Regions from separate parts of the Mus musculus genome. Here region 1 is linked to region 2. The links are chromatin loops, found by intact Hi-C in ENCODE. Cell type or tissue: gastrocnemius. All regions are shown on one strand. Links, peaks and the distances in the headings refer to the core of each region. The heading gives the core; the rest is flanking DNA.

Evidence for each region. A loop is a pair of places that touch in the nucleus more often than their neighbours do. Peaks named below come from ENCODE experiments on the same cell type or tissue, not always from the same donor. Only the 100,000 strongest peaks of a DNase experiment are listed, where the experiment ranks them.
Region 1: a loop joins it to region 2, with 6 times the contacts of the local background. A loop is called at or near these places in 5 of 42 quality-filtered maps.

What each region holds. Positions count from the first base shown.
Region 1 is chr3:28,744,917-28,753,132 of GRCm38, forward strand. The region is part of intron 1 of 1700112D23Rik (RIKEN cDNA 1700112D23 gene); the gene reads right to left. Among named protein-coding and RNA genes, the nearest start is that of 1700112D23Rik, 32 kb to the right of the region's middle. In gastrocnemius, for the core only: no CTCF peak of the experiment used is centred there; no DNase peak of the experiment used is centred there.
Region 2 is chr3:28,692,749-28,700,964 of GRCm38, forward strand. It overlaps Slc2a2 (solute carrier family 2 (facilitated glucose transporter), member 2), which reads left to right and starts at 5,155. Exons shown (of 11, transcript NM_031197.2): 1 at 5,155-5,283. The coding sequence starts at 5,269. In gastrocnemius, for the core only: no CTCF peak of the experiment used is centred there; no DNase peak of the experiment used is centred there; H3K4me3 peaks cover 261 bases.

The DNA.
Region 1 (8,216 bases), core at 2,180-7,179, 53 kb after region 2:
TTCAGATGAGCACATCTACTGTTCCATTAGGACAGCTGTAGCACAAATGTGCCCATGGATCATTCCTTTCCTTCTCCCTCTCCCTAATCAGACTGGCAAATGCTTGTCCAGTGTCCTTGGTGGACTAGAGATCTGCTCTCCCAGCCTGAGGTTTCTCATCTGTAGATGAAGAGCTGCTAAGAAAGCCCCAGATACACAGACATATTAATAAACACTCGTTCAATTTTGCAGAGTCCCTTTCCAAAAAAGGAGGGAGCCGCTGGTCATTAACACCAATCATTCTGAGCACGGCAGAGTATGGTCCCATTGTAACAAAGTATAGATGAATTATTAACAAAATGATAATTTTTCCAAAAATGAAATGCATTTGTTTAATGTGAACAGTCCATACTCTATAATTCAATGAGAAAGTTCAACATGTTAGTATAGTTTAAAAAGTTGCGTTTGCCTTCCACTATCTGAAAACAGTTCCACGAGTCAGAACCTCCAAGTACTGCCCTAATCCCACCTCTGCAAAGGCAGAGATAACTCAGAAAGACACCAAAAGCCATAACAGACAACAGACATTTCAAAAGAAGAACTGTAAATAGCGAGCTGTTATGTGCGGGAAAAAGTCTGCATGCTGGACAGCAGCGCTTTCATTGTCAGTGGCTGCAGAGGACAAGGGCTTTTCTTCCTTTGTTAATCTGCGTGTGTGCGCGTGTGTGTGTGTGTGTGTGTGTGTGTGTGTGTGTACACACGCACGCACACACACTCACATGCTCACGTGTGCACATAAGGGTCAGCCTTAGGTATGGATCTCTTCAGAGGACAGCCCTAGGTGTGCATCTCTTCTGTCAGGTTCAGTGGATAAAGGTGCTTGTCGCTAGGCTTGGCTGCCTGAATCAATTCCCAAAACCCACATGATGGAAGAAGAGACGCAGCTCTCAACAGCTGCCCTCTGCCCTCTACACTGACCGCCTGGGGTCTCAGGAGAAGCAGGGTTAATGGAAAGGAATGGTGGGAAATTCATGGAATGGTAATTATAACCCTAACACTGCTGAAGAGTAGAAACTACTCCTAGGGAAATAGGGAGTGAACGGAGAAGGAAAGTCACTATACACCAGTATGAGTCACAGTGGCATCTGGGAGAGGGTGTTACTTTATTAGGCCTTGTGAGATGTGAGATGCTAATAGAAGCCTAAGAAAAGGAAGGGTCAGAAGAGACCCACAGACATTTTGATAAATAAATAAAAATATATAATAAAAGAACCCTGCATCCCCGCAGTTCTTCGTGTTTCATAGAAGATATTAATGCAAACAAGAGGGGAGAGCCGCAAAATGAAAGGCTTGAAATCTGTGTCCCCCAGGTGGTTCCTAAGGGATCTGCAGTCAGCTGCTTGCCTGCTCAGCTCTGTTTGAAAAGCACTAGCACCCCCTGGTGTCAACATTGCAGAACTGTCCCATAGTCCTGAAGGATCATAAATATGGGAAGGAAGGATACAATAAAAACGTTCATACCTTCAACCATGGCTATGAGCTATGTTTCCATCTTCCTTGTGATATGTTGGCATATGTATGCCATTTGCAAGTAGATTACAGATGCTAAAATTTCATGAATATTAATTACAGGGTAACCAAGCACATTCTAATTAAAGGCAGACTCTGAAGGAGTAAACACAAGCCTGGTAATTTTGGATCTCACTAAGATTTAAAACGGCTGGGGAGCTCATAGGCTCCAGGGATGAAAGTACCACTACTGTTCGGCTAATGGACACAGTACCAAACCACCCTCTAAGTATGTATCTCTCCGCCCAGGGTAAGTGGGGCTTTGGGTTCTTAGCAGAGAAGCTTCTCCTGCAGTGGGTGGTGGCTAACACAAAACCTCACAAGGAGTCGAAACACAGTATCCGTATCCGTAGAATACCCGGCCACAAACGGGACATCTATCTTTCTGCCCGAGAGCTGTAAGCCAGGCTCCAGTAAAGCTTCCTCCTTTGTACTTGCTCCTGTGTTCTAGAGGTCTCTCTCAATCTAGACTGTTCTCACTACTTTTCAAGCCTCCCGTGACACTAAAGTTCCTGGGGGTCAGCCATCTTGTAAAATGGCCCAATCTTTGGATCTGTCCAGTCATCCCCTTGATTAAATCAGTATGGGATGTTTTGTCAAGAATCTTCCACAACTGAGTTTTTGAATTTCTTACTGCAGCATCTCACAAAACGCAGCACTCGACTGCTCTACTTTGGGTGCTGCTACTTGGTCACCTGGCTAAGGTGTGACTTCAAAACTTGTAAACTAGTGTCCTAAGAGGTGTGTCACATAGAGAATATGACACCTAACATTTTTTATACAGGGTTTACCATGTGTTGATGAATCTTGGCTTGAGTCAGTTGTAACAGTGGGGATTGGGAAACAGCAGTTTTCTATTAATGGCATTCCTTTAAGACACATGGTCAACCCAAAACAGATTAGCCTACCTATAAACCAGGATGATAAAACAGAGCAGACAACTGTGGTATTGACGATACTCTAAGCATCCTTGGCAAAATCTATTCTCCTGACAAAAGAAAAACATTAGAACTAGGTATATTGTGTCTAATCCCATCAATATTATAATCCCAAGATTATTTAATGTACTGCACATGTACATGTACTATAAAACACAGCAAATGAATACATTCTTCTCAAGTGCACATAAAATGAGGTAAAGAAAAATGTTATGACACATTGTACTTGAAAACAGTGGCGATCACAGTGGCCTCTGGGACAGGGGTTTACTTTAGCAAACCTTGGGAGATGGGAGTAATTATCAAATAGATGTGTGTGATTGTTTTCTTTTATCTAAAACTGACAACTTTCTCCTACACTTTCAGTGACAAACATTTTGTTATGATATAAGCGAATTAATCTGTTTTAATAGCAACTAATTTTCCATATCCTGCTCAAAAAGCTTTTTCCTACCCACAAAGACAATTTAAATATATTTAAATTTTTTACATTATATTTAAATTTTTTTATAGGTTTATGTATAAGGTTTATGTGTGGTTGGTCTCCATTTCTGTATTTGATGTGAAACAGGCACTAAGGTTTTTTTGTGGATATTCAGTAATTACAAAATTATTAGTTGAAAGCATTGCCCTAAGAGAGTTGGGAAAACGGCTCAGCAGTTGTTTCCTGCAGAGGTGTCAGGCAGTTTACAAGCCTGTAACTGCAGCTCCAGGGAAATCCATGCCTCTCTCAAAGTCCCTGTACTCACAGGCACAAGCCCACTTACACTCTGAGGCTGCAGACAGGACTCAGGAGTTAAAGCACTCACTGCTCTTGCGGGGACCCAGGTTCAGTTCTAAAGACCTTCATGCTCCCTGCTGGCCTCTGCAGACACTGTACAAATGTGATGCGCATTCAAACAAAACACTCAGACACATAAAATAAAAAGTACATTTGATATGTAGTTTAAAAAAGGAACTGTTTTGGCAGGCCTGGAGAGATGGCGCAGAGGTTAAGAGCACTGTCTGTTCTTCCAGAGGTCATGAGTTCAATTCCCAGCAACCACATGGTGGCTCACAACCACCTGTAAAGGGATCTAATGCCTTCTTTTGCTGTGTCTGAAGACAGCTATAGTGTACTCATATACATTAAAAAAAAAACAAAAGTTGTTCTAGTAGCTTTCTTCAAAATACGTGGATGGGGCATGTTCTCTTTGTATTGCTTCAGTGCCAAGTCCTGCTTTGCTATGCGTAAGGGACATGGAACAGAGCCAACCGTGTGTGGGCCTCCACAAGTGTCGATGGTTGCTGTGGGTATAAGGCTCGTTTGTATAATAATGTACATAGTTTGTACATTATTTAGATTATGACTCCATGATTATCAGAGACAGCAAGAGTCTGGGAAGTGAGGGTGCATCTAATGTCTCAGCAAACTGACATCTTCAGGACAGCTCTCAAGGCTGTGGGAAAGAATGTTGAAAACATGAGTTCTAAACTACATAATTTCTCAACTATGCAAAATATAAGGATGCAATATGAATTGTAGAAGGAGCTTCAGAGATCTAAAGGAACAGAGGCAGCTGCACTATGAGCCAGCTGGTCAGAAAGATACTAAGGAAGGAGATAAAGAGATTTAGGGAGTAGTGATCACAGGGCAAGATCCCACCCAACTAAGGTGTTTTTTGTTGTTGTTGTTGCTGCTGCTGCTGCTGTTTATGCTTACAAAGGCAAGCAGATTCCTGAGTTCAAGGTCACCCTGGGATGGAGGGAATTTTGGTCCTGGCCCAGGTGTGGTAGGAATGGTAAGTTCAGGGTAGGGTCCCACCCAGGTATAGTAATTGTCTGTGCTTGTGCTTGCTGTTGCTTTCTAGGATTCAAGAAGCTGGGGCCTTGGGATGCTGATTAATGGGATAATCAAAAGGGAATCTGGGGTGATGACTGAATGGATATGTAAATAAAAGCCTGGGCTTCTGATCTGCAAGAAATGAGCTATCTAGAGTTTTTAGAATAGTAAGAGAACGCTAGAGAGAAAGAGATTCATCTCGAGCAGAACATAGGCCCTCAACTTGTAACCCACAATTTGACTTTGAGTCATCTGTCTCACTGCTCCCAGACACTCCTTCTCTCAGGAACTCCTCTCTCCAAGCCAAGGCTGGCCCTTGGCATTTCAGTCACCTGTCAATCTATATCACAATCATACTCTCTATTACCTTATAAAAAATCTTAAAGCTAAGCAGAAAACTTTCCAATTTGTTCCTTTTCAAGATTTTTTAATGTTTTAGATCTTCAGTAACCTGAAATAAATTTTGGAAAGTATTTGCTAATTCTACACAAAGCTTGGTGGAATTAAGACTAGAATTATATTTAATCTATTACAAGTGTGGACAGAACTGACATTTTAACAATATTAATTCCTCTAATCTACCAACATGAGGTGTATTTCTATGTAAATAACCTTTAGCTTTTTTTTTTTTTGATTTCTCAAAGTCTTGGATGACTTTATTAAATTAATTCCTAAGTACTTCTGTTTTGATGTTATTATAAATAAAATTAAATTTCCATCAATAGCAATATTGCTTATATAGGAATACATTTTAAGTTATATTTGTTTGATATATATATGTATATATGTGTGTGTGTGTGTGTGTGTGTGTGTGTGTGTGTGTATACTCATGTGCATGCCAAGCATACAAGTGTGGTAGACAGAGAACAATTAGCAGAAGTTGGTTCTCCCCTTCACCCCTTCACCATTTAGGTCGGAGGAAGGATAAACTTCATGTAGTCAGGCTTAATGGAAAGTGCCATTACCTGCTGAACCATCTTTCCGGCTCACATATGATTCTTTACACATAAGATTTGTGTATTGAAACCCTGACAATAGTTGTGTTATAAATTCCCTACAAGTTCTATACAGTCATGTGTTCTACAGAAAGAGGTGGGGCAAGCACAGGGGGAAAGACAGAGGAAGGAAAACCCAAAGATTTTCTCTTGACCTTTTATCATTAACATTTGTTTCTTGTCTTATTGCTATGGTCAGAACCTTAGAGAGACAAGAATGACAGTGGGTATACTACTTGCCTAGTTATCTCTCTTCGGGGAAAACATTAATATTGTACAATTAAGGATGGTGCCGGCTCCAAGATGTGTATATGTCAATAATAACATATTGCTCTCTTTCATTTGTAGCTTCCAATAGTTTTTCATTGGTAACAAATGAAGTTGACCAACATATGCTTTTTCTATTTCATAGTGTCCTCTTTTTCCTCCTAACATAGTGAATTATGTAAGTTTTAAAATATTAAACCAACTTTTAATCCTAAATAAAAAATGATTTCTTAGGCTTTTATGAGATTGTATGTTTCATATCATATACACATGCTTTTATATAATGTTGGATTTGATGTGTTAATATTTCATTCTAAATGTTTGTGACTAACTCTTACTCTATAAGAGACTATAGCTTTTATAGGTAGCATGTTAGGTTTATGCTAGCTTTGTAAACTTGTTTGGGACGTATATATACCATAGTTATCCAGAAAAACAGAACCAAAGGGACATTGGTAATTAGAGTCCATAGGCCTGAAAAGTTGGAAAGCCAATTTTAAGTCTAAAGGCAAAAGAGACAGATAGCTCAACTCAAAGATGGCCAGAAAAATTTTTGCTCTAGTCAGGCCTTCAGTTAGGTGATAGCCACCCACATCAGGGAGGACAAAGCATTCTAATATTTCAAGTACTAATCTCACCCAGAGACATAGACATAGACATACCTAGATAATGTTTCATTGAATACAAAAATCCATTCATCTGTTTTTAGTGCCTAAAGGTTTTTCCAACTTTACCCCAAAGCCTTTCCCTACTCAAAATATTTTTTAAATACTTTCCAAATATTTATAGGTGGACTCTTTATGTGTAAGTCATGGCCCAGTGAATTTAAGACAAAACATTTGCAGCTAACATAGAGTAGCACTCCAGTTTCCTCTTGGTCTTTAGGAATAATTCCTGCAGCTACATTAAAAGCCTTCTTTGCCTACTGATTCACAGGCAGAAGGACTCCATCGGACATAACATGGGTTTGAATATCAATGTGTGTCTCTGTTCAGTGTTGTTATTAATACGTTCATCTCAACCTGACATAGCTACACGTAATCACCCAGGATGAATACTAAACTAATGCTTTGTGGGCCAGTCGGCCATAAGGAAAAGAGCTGTATTAGGGGAAAGCTTTGCTCTCTGCCTGTCTCTTTCACATTGTTTCTTTTGCTCTACAGGGGAAATTTTAGTTCTATACAATTCCAATTATTACAATTGGAATTGTTTCCTGGACCATTAGAGTACCTTTCAGAAAGCTCCTGCCTGTGCTGTAACCTGAAGTGGTTCCCTGTGTTTTCCTTCAGCAGTTTTAGCATTTCTGGTCTTGAGTTACGGCATTTAATCTGTTGTGACTTGTTTTTTTTGTTTGTTTGTTTTTTTCTGAATGTGGATGCAGTCTATGTTGAAAAGGCCATCTTCAGTGTATGCTTTTTATCTTTGTCAGAAACCAAGAGGTCATAGCTTCATGGGCTTATGTTTATGTCTGTTATTCTAATTCATTGGTCTAGCTGTCTCTGCCATGGTGACTGTGTCCTGTATCTTTCTAGTGTTTTTCTAGACTTGGAACAGCATATTGTGACAGATCCGGTGTTGCTCATTTTACTCAGGAATTTCAGTGTGAGCCCCAAGACTAAGAAAGAGTAAAGTTAATGAGTAAACTCTAGTCTTGGGCTGAACCCCAAAGCAAAGGAAGATCAGCAGTTTTGTTCTTCCACATGTAGAAGTTGAGACAGCCCATAGAATGAAAGAAAACTGTTGCCACCTACACAACTGATGGAGGAAAAATATTCAGAATACATAATCCAAAAACATAATTCTAATCCACAAACAGGGCATATGACATGAATTTCTCAAAAGACAGAGTATAATATGGGCAACTGATGCATGGAAAATCTGCCATTATCCTTATGTATCAGGGAAATGCATATCAGAACCACACGGATTCCATCCTAGTTTATCAGAAGGGCTGTTGTTGTTTTAATGCAGGTGAGGATGTGGGAGAAGAATGGGAGAAGAATATCAGCACACTACACAGTTGGAGGGAACATAACTAGTGTAGCCACCTCTGATATGAGTATAGAGGTTCCTCAGAACGGAAAGAATGGGCACTGGGCATGCTGATGCATACCTGCAGTCCCTGATCCTGGGAGGCGGAGGGAGCGCTGGTCTGCATGGTAACCTCCAGGTCATCCAAGGCTACATAATGAGACCCTGTCTCAAAACAATAAACAAAACAAAAGGATGGCTGCCCCAACATCCACTCCTTAAAAAGCTAAGACGGAACTGAATCTGAGTTAGCTGTACCACTACAGGAACCTCCATCAGCATCTTCCAGAGATACTTGTCCATTTAAGTCTATTATAGCACTACTCACAACAACCAGCACAGACAGCCATCAGCAGGGGAACTTATAATGAAAATGTAGGATAGAAACACCAAGGAATTTTGTTAATTTACAAAGAAAAATAACATTCTATCATGCTCTGGAAAATATACAGAACTGGAGGTGATCATATTAAGCAAGACAAGCCAAACCAAGGTGAAACCAAGACTACACACAGACCAATAACACGGGGACTGTTAGGAAGGGAGCAAAACTGTCTGGGTATGGAATAAAAGTCACGGGGGACCAAATCCAGAGGTTAGTCATGGTTCACCAGT
Region 2 (8,216 bases), core at 1,844-6,843:
ATATGCACAAGACTTACAGATTGTACCTAGCACTTGCACTAATAGCCTGGTTGTGACTACAGCCATGGTCTTATAAGATGTCATCATTAGGGGAACAAAGGTGAAGTGCACATAGGCTCCCCAGATTGTCTCCCTGGGACTAAACCACCAACCAAAGAGTAAACATGTTGAGACTCATGGCTTCAGCTGCATATGTAGCAGAGGATGGTCTTGTTGGGCATCAGTGGGAAGAGAGGCCCTTGGTCTGGGAAGGTTTGATGCCTCAGTGTAGGGGTATGCCGGGGCGGAGAAGTGAGAGTGGGTGGGTGGGTTGGGGAGCATCCTCATAGAAGCAGGGGGAGGGTTAGGGGGTGGGGGAGCTGCAGAGGGGAAACCAGGAAAGGGGTAACTTTTGAAATATAAATAAACAAAATAGCCAAAAAATGTTGGAAACTAAAAAAGGGGGGCCCTGGGGAAGAGGGGGAGGGGAAAAGGCCCACACCCCACCAGAGTTCCACCTATACTCTGGTCAGTCAGGCATGAGAAGGCTGCTATCTACCTATCCACTCATCCCTGGGTGGGCATTCCTCCATCCCACTCTTCAGTTGGTGGCCAAGGCGCAGCCCTGCCTGGGGACTCTGGAGCTACCTTGCTAAAGCCCTGGGGTTAGAGGAGAGAGGAATGAGGGAAGATGTTCCCAGCACCTACGAGAATGCGCACAGCCTTGATGGAGCAGAGACTCTCTATGGTTTAAGAATTTTATTATAGAAATGCAGGGAGAAGGAGAGAAGGGAAGGGGGGAAGCTGGAGAGAAAGAGAGTAAGAAAGAGGAGAGAGGAAAGGAGAGGAGAGGAGAAGAGAGGAGAGGAGAGGAGAGGAGAGGAGAGGAGAGGAGAGGAGAGGAGAGGAGAGGAGAGGAGAGGAGAGGAGAGGAGAGGAGAGGAGAGGACAGAGAGAAGAGAGAGGAGAGAAGACAAAAAGAGGGGAGAGAAGGGGTGAGAGTGAGGGGAAAGAGGTAAGAGAGCGAGATGGGACTGAACAGCCCTTTTATGGTCTTCACTATTGCTAGGTAACTGGGGAGGAATTTAGCCTTAAGGTCAGAAGCTTGGGCCATTGCTTACATGACTACTGACCATGCTTCTCTTGTGGGGCCTGTGGGAGGTGGTATCTTAGGCAGGGGCAGAGTTCCAGGAGCATGAGGGAATGCCTACTGTGTCATGTAGGTGAATTATGACCATCAGGGTTCAGACCTCAGCTCAACTGGAGACCAGCCTGCAATTCCCCACAAAAACAAACAAACAAACAAACAAAAAACTCTCCACATAGACCGACAAATATCTCAAAAAATGTAATCTTGTAAAAAAGTGGAGAAGAGTGTGTCTGATTCATTTTTGTGGGGTCTGGGAGCAAGCACATCTAACTAGAGACAGAATGTCTGTTACCCCAGGTTAGCAAGCAGGAAAATGGCCTGTCACCTCCCATCACCCTGCTTCTGGTCCGGGATACACTTAAGTGCTGCTGCCCTGGGTTTTCTAAGGTGCTGGGGATCAGATCAACTGTGCATGCCAGGCAAGCACTCTATCAGCTGGGCTGCATGCCGACCACTAGGGGCAATCTTAAAACAAACAGTAGATACACTAGCAAGATTTTATCGAAAGGACCCAGATGTAGCTGTCTCTTGTGAGACTATGCCGGGGCCTAGCAAACACAGAAGTGGATGCCCACAGTCAGCTAATGGATGGATCACAGGGCTCCCAATGGAGGAGCTAGAGAAAGTACCCAAGGAGCTAAAGGGATCTGCAACCCTATAGGTGGATCAACATTATGAACTAACCAGTACCCCGGAGCTCTTGACTCTAGCTGCATATGTATCAAAAGATGGCCTAGTCGGCCATCACTGGAAAGAGAGGCCCATTGGACACACAAACTTTATATGCCCCAGAACAGGGGAGCGCCAGGGCCAAAAAGGGGGAGTGGGCAGGTAGGGGAGTAGGGGTGGGTGGGTATGGGGGACTTTTGGTATAGCATTGGAAATGTAAATGAGCTAAATACCTAATAAATAATGGAAAGAAAAAAAAAACAGTAGATCTCAGTACTCTGCTGCCTCTTTGGTGATTTCCCATGGCCTTTCACATGAATTCTAGCCCGCCCCGGTGGTCTACGAGATCCTGCATATAGATGGCTGCTGTCTGTCTCCCCAGTACTATGACAGGTGAATTTGAGGTAGATGGCTGAACCCTGAGTAAGAAAGAGGCCTCAGAGTCAGACCTACCCCAGTGGGCCCCTTAGGCCAAGGTGCACAGTGAGAGTTCCCTGCTTGGGTGGGGGACACTAAACTTGCAAGCAGTCATAGTGTGAGTTAACGTTTAAAATCAATCTCAATTTCCACATCTAAAACATGCAATTGGACAAGAGGACCAGGGAAGCCAGGCTAGGGGACCCGACCTTCAGGACAGAGCTCTTCCTGTGAAGAACTTGTCCTCTTGGTTTACACTCTTGCCTTTTTGCCCTTACCTACACCTGACTCAGTGAGAGAGGAACACAGCAGGGTTCTCTGAGCTGTCTCCTTTCCTCTCCTTTATAGAGAAAACAAAACCAACAAAACAATTCCTGTCACTTCACTAAAAGAACAGATAATAAAGGGGAGAAAGGGAGGTGAGGTTACCATTTAGTTTCAGGCGCTTCCTCTCTTAATTAATGATGTAATCAGGATGTGACCTGAAAGGTTTAAAAGTATAAAGCCAGGTTTAGAGAGGCCACCTAGAACATTTGCTCTGCAAGCAGAAGGACCTGTACTCAGTCTCTAGTACCTAGTACTGGTTGTACCTGCATATAACATAGGCATAAGGGCAACGAGACAGATGGATCATGAGCAGAGTTGGTTTTGTGGTGCAGAAGGAATCTCTGAATGCTTCTGAGATCTCAGCAGGTAGACGTCATCCCAGGGCAAAGTGCAAAAATCCAGGTTTCATTACTAGACTTTATCCCACAGAAACTCGCAGCTCCTCTGTGCGCCCTGAAGGTACAGTTGCAGTTGCGCATGAGGTCGATCTGTGGCCTGAGTTCACCTGCCCAAATCAACCTGTGCAATGCGCTCTCTCCACACTCACCCTGCAGGTAGGTTTAGCCCACCCCCAGAGGCTGCACTGTCTAAATGAATTGTGCCTGCAATGGGGGAGGAGCAACGTCCCTGACCTCTGGACGCCCGCTGGAGAGAAACACGGCAGTCTTGGACTCCCAGGTACAGCCCCGCGATGAAGACAAACGCAGTGACTTCAAGGCAGACTTCAAAAGACAAAGGTAGAAAAACAACCCAGGGCAGCTGTCACTCCTGATCGGCACAAGTGTGTTTTGGGCAGAGCCAAGTCAGTGGAAAACAGTTGTCAGGGCATCTCCCCTCTGGATCATCTGTGCTGTGTAGGACTGGACACGTGAGCCCCTGACACATCTTGGGGCGCTGGAAAGCCTAATACCAAAGCGGAGCGCAGCGTGTCTCTCTCTCTCTCTCTCTCTCTCTCTCTCTCTCTCTCTCTCTCTCTCTCTCTCTCTCTCTCTCGATCTCCCTCCCTCTCTTATGCCACCACACCAGCACTGTGCCGAGTAAGCGAGTCCAGCTCTGAGAAGTGCTGAGCAGTTCTTGGCACGGAAGGGAACGCTATAAAGATTAATGTCACTGCTATTAGCCCTTTCCATGCCTGCCTTCTAAGACATTGCACGCTGTGTCCCCACTTCAGTGTAAAGTCCTGGCAGGAGGTGACTGGGTCTCATTGGTGATAAGTTAGAGCATACAACCATGCTGAGCTCTGCTGAAGTTTGGGCTTTGAACTTAGTTGTTTGCCTCCCGTGTTGTCACCTTACAGAAATGTGGACACACATTAAAAACAACAAAAATCTAGGCATGGCCTGACAGTGCCTATAATCCCTGCACTGGAGTGGATCCGTTGGCCTGTCAGCTTGCCCACACGTATGGCTTTCAGAGTCTCTGAGGTCCTGTCGCAAATAGAGACAGGATAATAGGGTAATAGAGGAAGACTCTCAATACTGATTCCTGGCCTTCACACAGAGGAGTACACATATAACACATATACAGAGAGACAGACAGAGAGAGAGAGACAGAGAATGAATGAATGGATGAATGAATGAATGAGAAGAGATGGGAAAACGTCAGACTAATTAAACCCAGTTTCCTTCCGACCTTCATGTTCCTGTCATTTGGCCACCGGTTCTTACATTTCCTCTGCTGTAAACTGGCTCCATCCAGATGGACTGTGTGGATGGCAGTGACCACAGCTGGCAGTCCCAGGGAAGCTACCCAAACTTTGGTATCTCCCCCAGTATTTTTGTATCAGATGCCACAGGGGATTCCTAGGAAGAAACAGGGTCAAGACACGTAAGCAGAATTCACTGGAAAGCCAAGGCTATAGCAAGCACACTACGGCTCCCAACCAGGCTCTCTATGTGTAGCCAAGGCTATCCTACAACTCTCATGTGATCCAGTGAGTCTCCAATGCACAGCCTCCCCAGTTAGAGCATTATAGATGTGCGCCACCGCATCTGGCTCCGCACTCTCATCTTGAGATACACTGACTTAATAATAACAGTAGAAAGCACATTGCCACTATCTACTGAGAACTTTTTCTGTGCCAAACATTTATCACGTTATTTCCCTTAATCCCCTCAACAAAACAAAATGAGTGTGCTATCTTCCCTATTTTATCAGGCCAAAAATCAAACAGTAGAAACCTAAGACACAGAAAAGTCACAGGGTTTGACTCGCTTAAGTTCATCCTCACTAAAATGCTGTGATTCCAACCCCAGTGCAGATCCCTCCACACCTCACACAGATAACCGATGCTGCCACACTCTGTGGCCACAGAGCCCACAGAACTAATTTTCTGCAGAACAAACTGCTCTGTGCCCTCCCAACTTTGTCTTCCCGACACCACTGCATGCCTCGGCTTCCACAAAAGACCCCACAGGCTGCCCCTCTCAGCTGTCCCTGTCCCATTTCTGCCACACTTATCAGGCTGAAAATGGGTCTGTCTCTGGTTTGTAACTTATACTTATGAGACCTGCTACTGTGCTCAAGCCACAAGTCATTGGGGTAAAGGGTGTATTGATTGGATTACCATCAATACTCAGCTTCTGTTAAAAAGGTCAGAACTACCTCTCTTTGCTCCTCCTCCTCCTACAATGTATAACCAGGTAGAGTGAGCACTCTGGCTGGTCAGCTATTCATCCACATTCAGTACAGGACCTGGATTAAGAGGACAATTCCACACACACACAATGTCAGAAGACAAGGTACAGCGACCTTGGGGTCCTTTGGCTTTGGTTTTGAGGAGGTTGGGAATCTATTTAAGGCAGTGAACTTATACGCTGGCACTGGATGCAGTTACCACAGGTCCAGGCTACCTCTTTGCTTGGTCAATTACTAATCCTTTTGGCTACTAAGCAAATTCCATGTTCTTATTCAGTAATCGGACTTTTCAGGATATTTGCTGTTTTGAATAGCTATTGTAAGAATGTACCTACCACCCCCACGATCTGGGGAAAGTTAACAGGACTCAAATCATGAAAGTGGATCTGGAATGTTCAAAAAATGTCCAGGAATGAAAGGTAGTTCTAGATTCAGAGACTGAGAACTGATTGTTGCAGGCGACCTTGGACCATGGGAAGAAGAAGAAATGATCGGATGAAGCACCATCTGGGGGACTATGACCTTGGGCTGACTCTTAGCTAATACTAGCATAGCCTGTGTTGTATTCATGGCTGTGACAGCATTGCAATCAGACAGGGATTTTTGCCTTTGTTCTTAAGGAGAGTACCAGTTGAAGTCGTTAGGAATGAGGTGACACAATTAACCTGCAGCTTAATTTTAAATGGTTCAGCCAAACCAATACGCGTTAAGAAACCAATGTGGTGAGTGTTAGGTAATTACTGGGGAGCAAAGTGAAGGCTGTGGGGTTTTCATTTTCCTGGTATTTCAATGTCTCTGTAGATAGAAGGCTTTTTCAAATAAAACCTTCAAAAGAATGTGTCATTCTTCTGCGCTTACAAGTTCTCCCCAACCCCTGCATACGGCAATGGTGTAGACGTTGATAAATCTTCACCCCTGTTAAGATTCTCGTACACTGACCTGGTGAGGCTGTGCGGAGTGCTCTTTTGTGAGGGACACCACGTATTGTGGAATCAGCCAGGCTCGGGGGTGGGTTCTAATGCTGTGTGTGCTGCTGAGACTCGGACTAGATCAATTGGCCTTTGTGTTTTCTACACTGTGCTAACATAAGGACTCCTGGTGTATGACACGGGCAATCTGGGCTTTCTTTTAGTGATCTGTGAATGAAGTGATCTCTTCGGAGCTCAGAGTCAGTAAAAGACAACATGAGGAAGGCTTAGAGGGCAAATGTTTAAATGTCAGTTATGTATTTGTACAATGCATATTTAAAGAATGACCGAGAAATAGAGATTCTGTGAGTACTATAGCTCAGGATAAAGCTATAGCAGGGAGAACTGTAATGATGATTCACTAACGAAGAACCTGAAATTAGTAAGTACAGGGATGCTGTACAGAGTCGGCAGCTATGGAAAGGCAGCCCTCGTAGGCCTGACGTCTAGACGATGTCAAGAGGAAGGGACGGTGCTTAACAGCACCAGCCCAGGAAGGATGCTCAGGCTCTGCAACTTCCCTGTACTTTAGAGACTAAAGAAAAGCTTTCTTCGAAGAGCTAGGGAACCGTCTAAGGAGAGAGCACAGAGAGTGTGGGGATTGCCATAAAGAACAGCATATTCAGCTCAAGTTTAAGGGCTTAGGCAGGGGGTGGTGCTCAGGAGAGTTAGAGTGTCAGCATAGACAACTCCTTGATGCACAGAAAGTTCAAACAAGGGGTGCTCTCTAAGTTCTCCATTTCTTCTGTTGGAAAATGGAGGTGCCAGATACACACACTATGGCTTAAGTTCCCTTGCAACTGAAAACCCTGCAGTGTGAGGCATAGCTGGCCTTTTTCTAAGTTGGATGTGGACTCACCTTTGGCCTGGCTTTTGGAAGCACGTGGAGGCAAATCATATGCTTTCCTAGTCAATCAGTCATCACTGCAAAGTCCATTCTTTCATTTAGCAGTGGGAGTTTAACTGTTCCCTGCTGGGGTATCTGCCCCCGACTGGATAACCTTCCCTGAGCATGGCTTCCTCAGCCATAGAGTGCAGATCATCTCTCGGGCTTTGCACGTGGTTCTGGATATTATGTATGGAAAGTTGATAGATGGTTGTTGATAAGCCCAGGTCATGACATGACAGTCATATGACTAACAGACCTCCGTTGTGTGCCCTCTACTTAAAGAACAGCACAAGATGCCTCCAGTCAACAGTCACAGCATCCCCGTCCTGTAATCCTCCTGCCACCTGCTGTCACTGCTCTTCCATAGCTAAAGGAACTGGGGCATAGGGGTACTGGAGGCCATGTAGGACCCCTTTCTCAGTCTTCTGACTTTCTCCACTGCTTGTCCATGCCAACAGATGACACATGACTTCTAAGCCACAAAATAAATTCCACATTTTCTCTCATGTAAAGGCTCAGCTACTTCCTTAATTTGTTTAACATTTTTTATTCTTTCTGTGTGTGTGTGTGTGTAGTGTGTGTGTGTGTGTGTGTGTGTGTGTGTGTGTGCATGCAAGTGTATTAGTGTGTCCATGTACAAGTGTGATGTGTATGTGGTCTGTATGATGTGTGTGAATGTGTGGTATGTATCTGTGTGAGAGTGTGTGTCTGTGTCTGATATGTGTGTGTGTTATATTGTGGTATATGTGTGTGGTGTGCGTCTCTGTGTATCATGTGTGCGTGTGTGTGTGTGTGTAGTATGTGTATGTTGTGTTGTGGTATATGTCTGTGATGTGTGTCTGTGTGTCTGTGTCTGTGTGTGTCATGTATGTGTCTGTGTTTGGTATGTTACGTGGTATGTGTCTGTGTGTAGTAGGTGTATCGTGTTTGTCTGTTTGGTATGTGTCTATGTGTGAGTGATTGACTGGTATGTGTCTGTGTGTGAATATGTGTCTGTGTGTGGTATGTGCAGTATGGAATATGTGTGGTGTGTATGTATGTGCGATTGTAGTATGAGGGGGCTGTGTGTGTCCAGTGACCATGTGTTCTTGTCACAGTGCACATGTGCACACAAGACTACTTCCAGGAGTCAGTTCTCACTTTCCTCCATGTTTGTCCCAGGAATTGAATACAAGTTGTC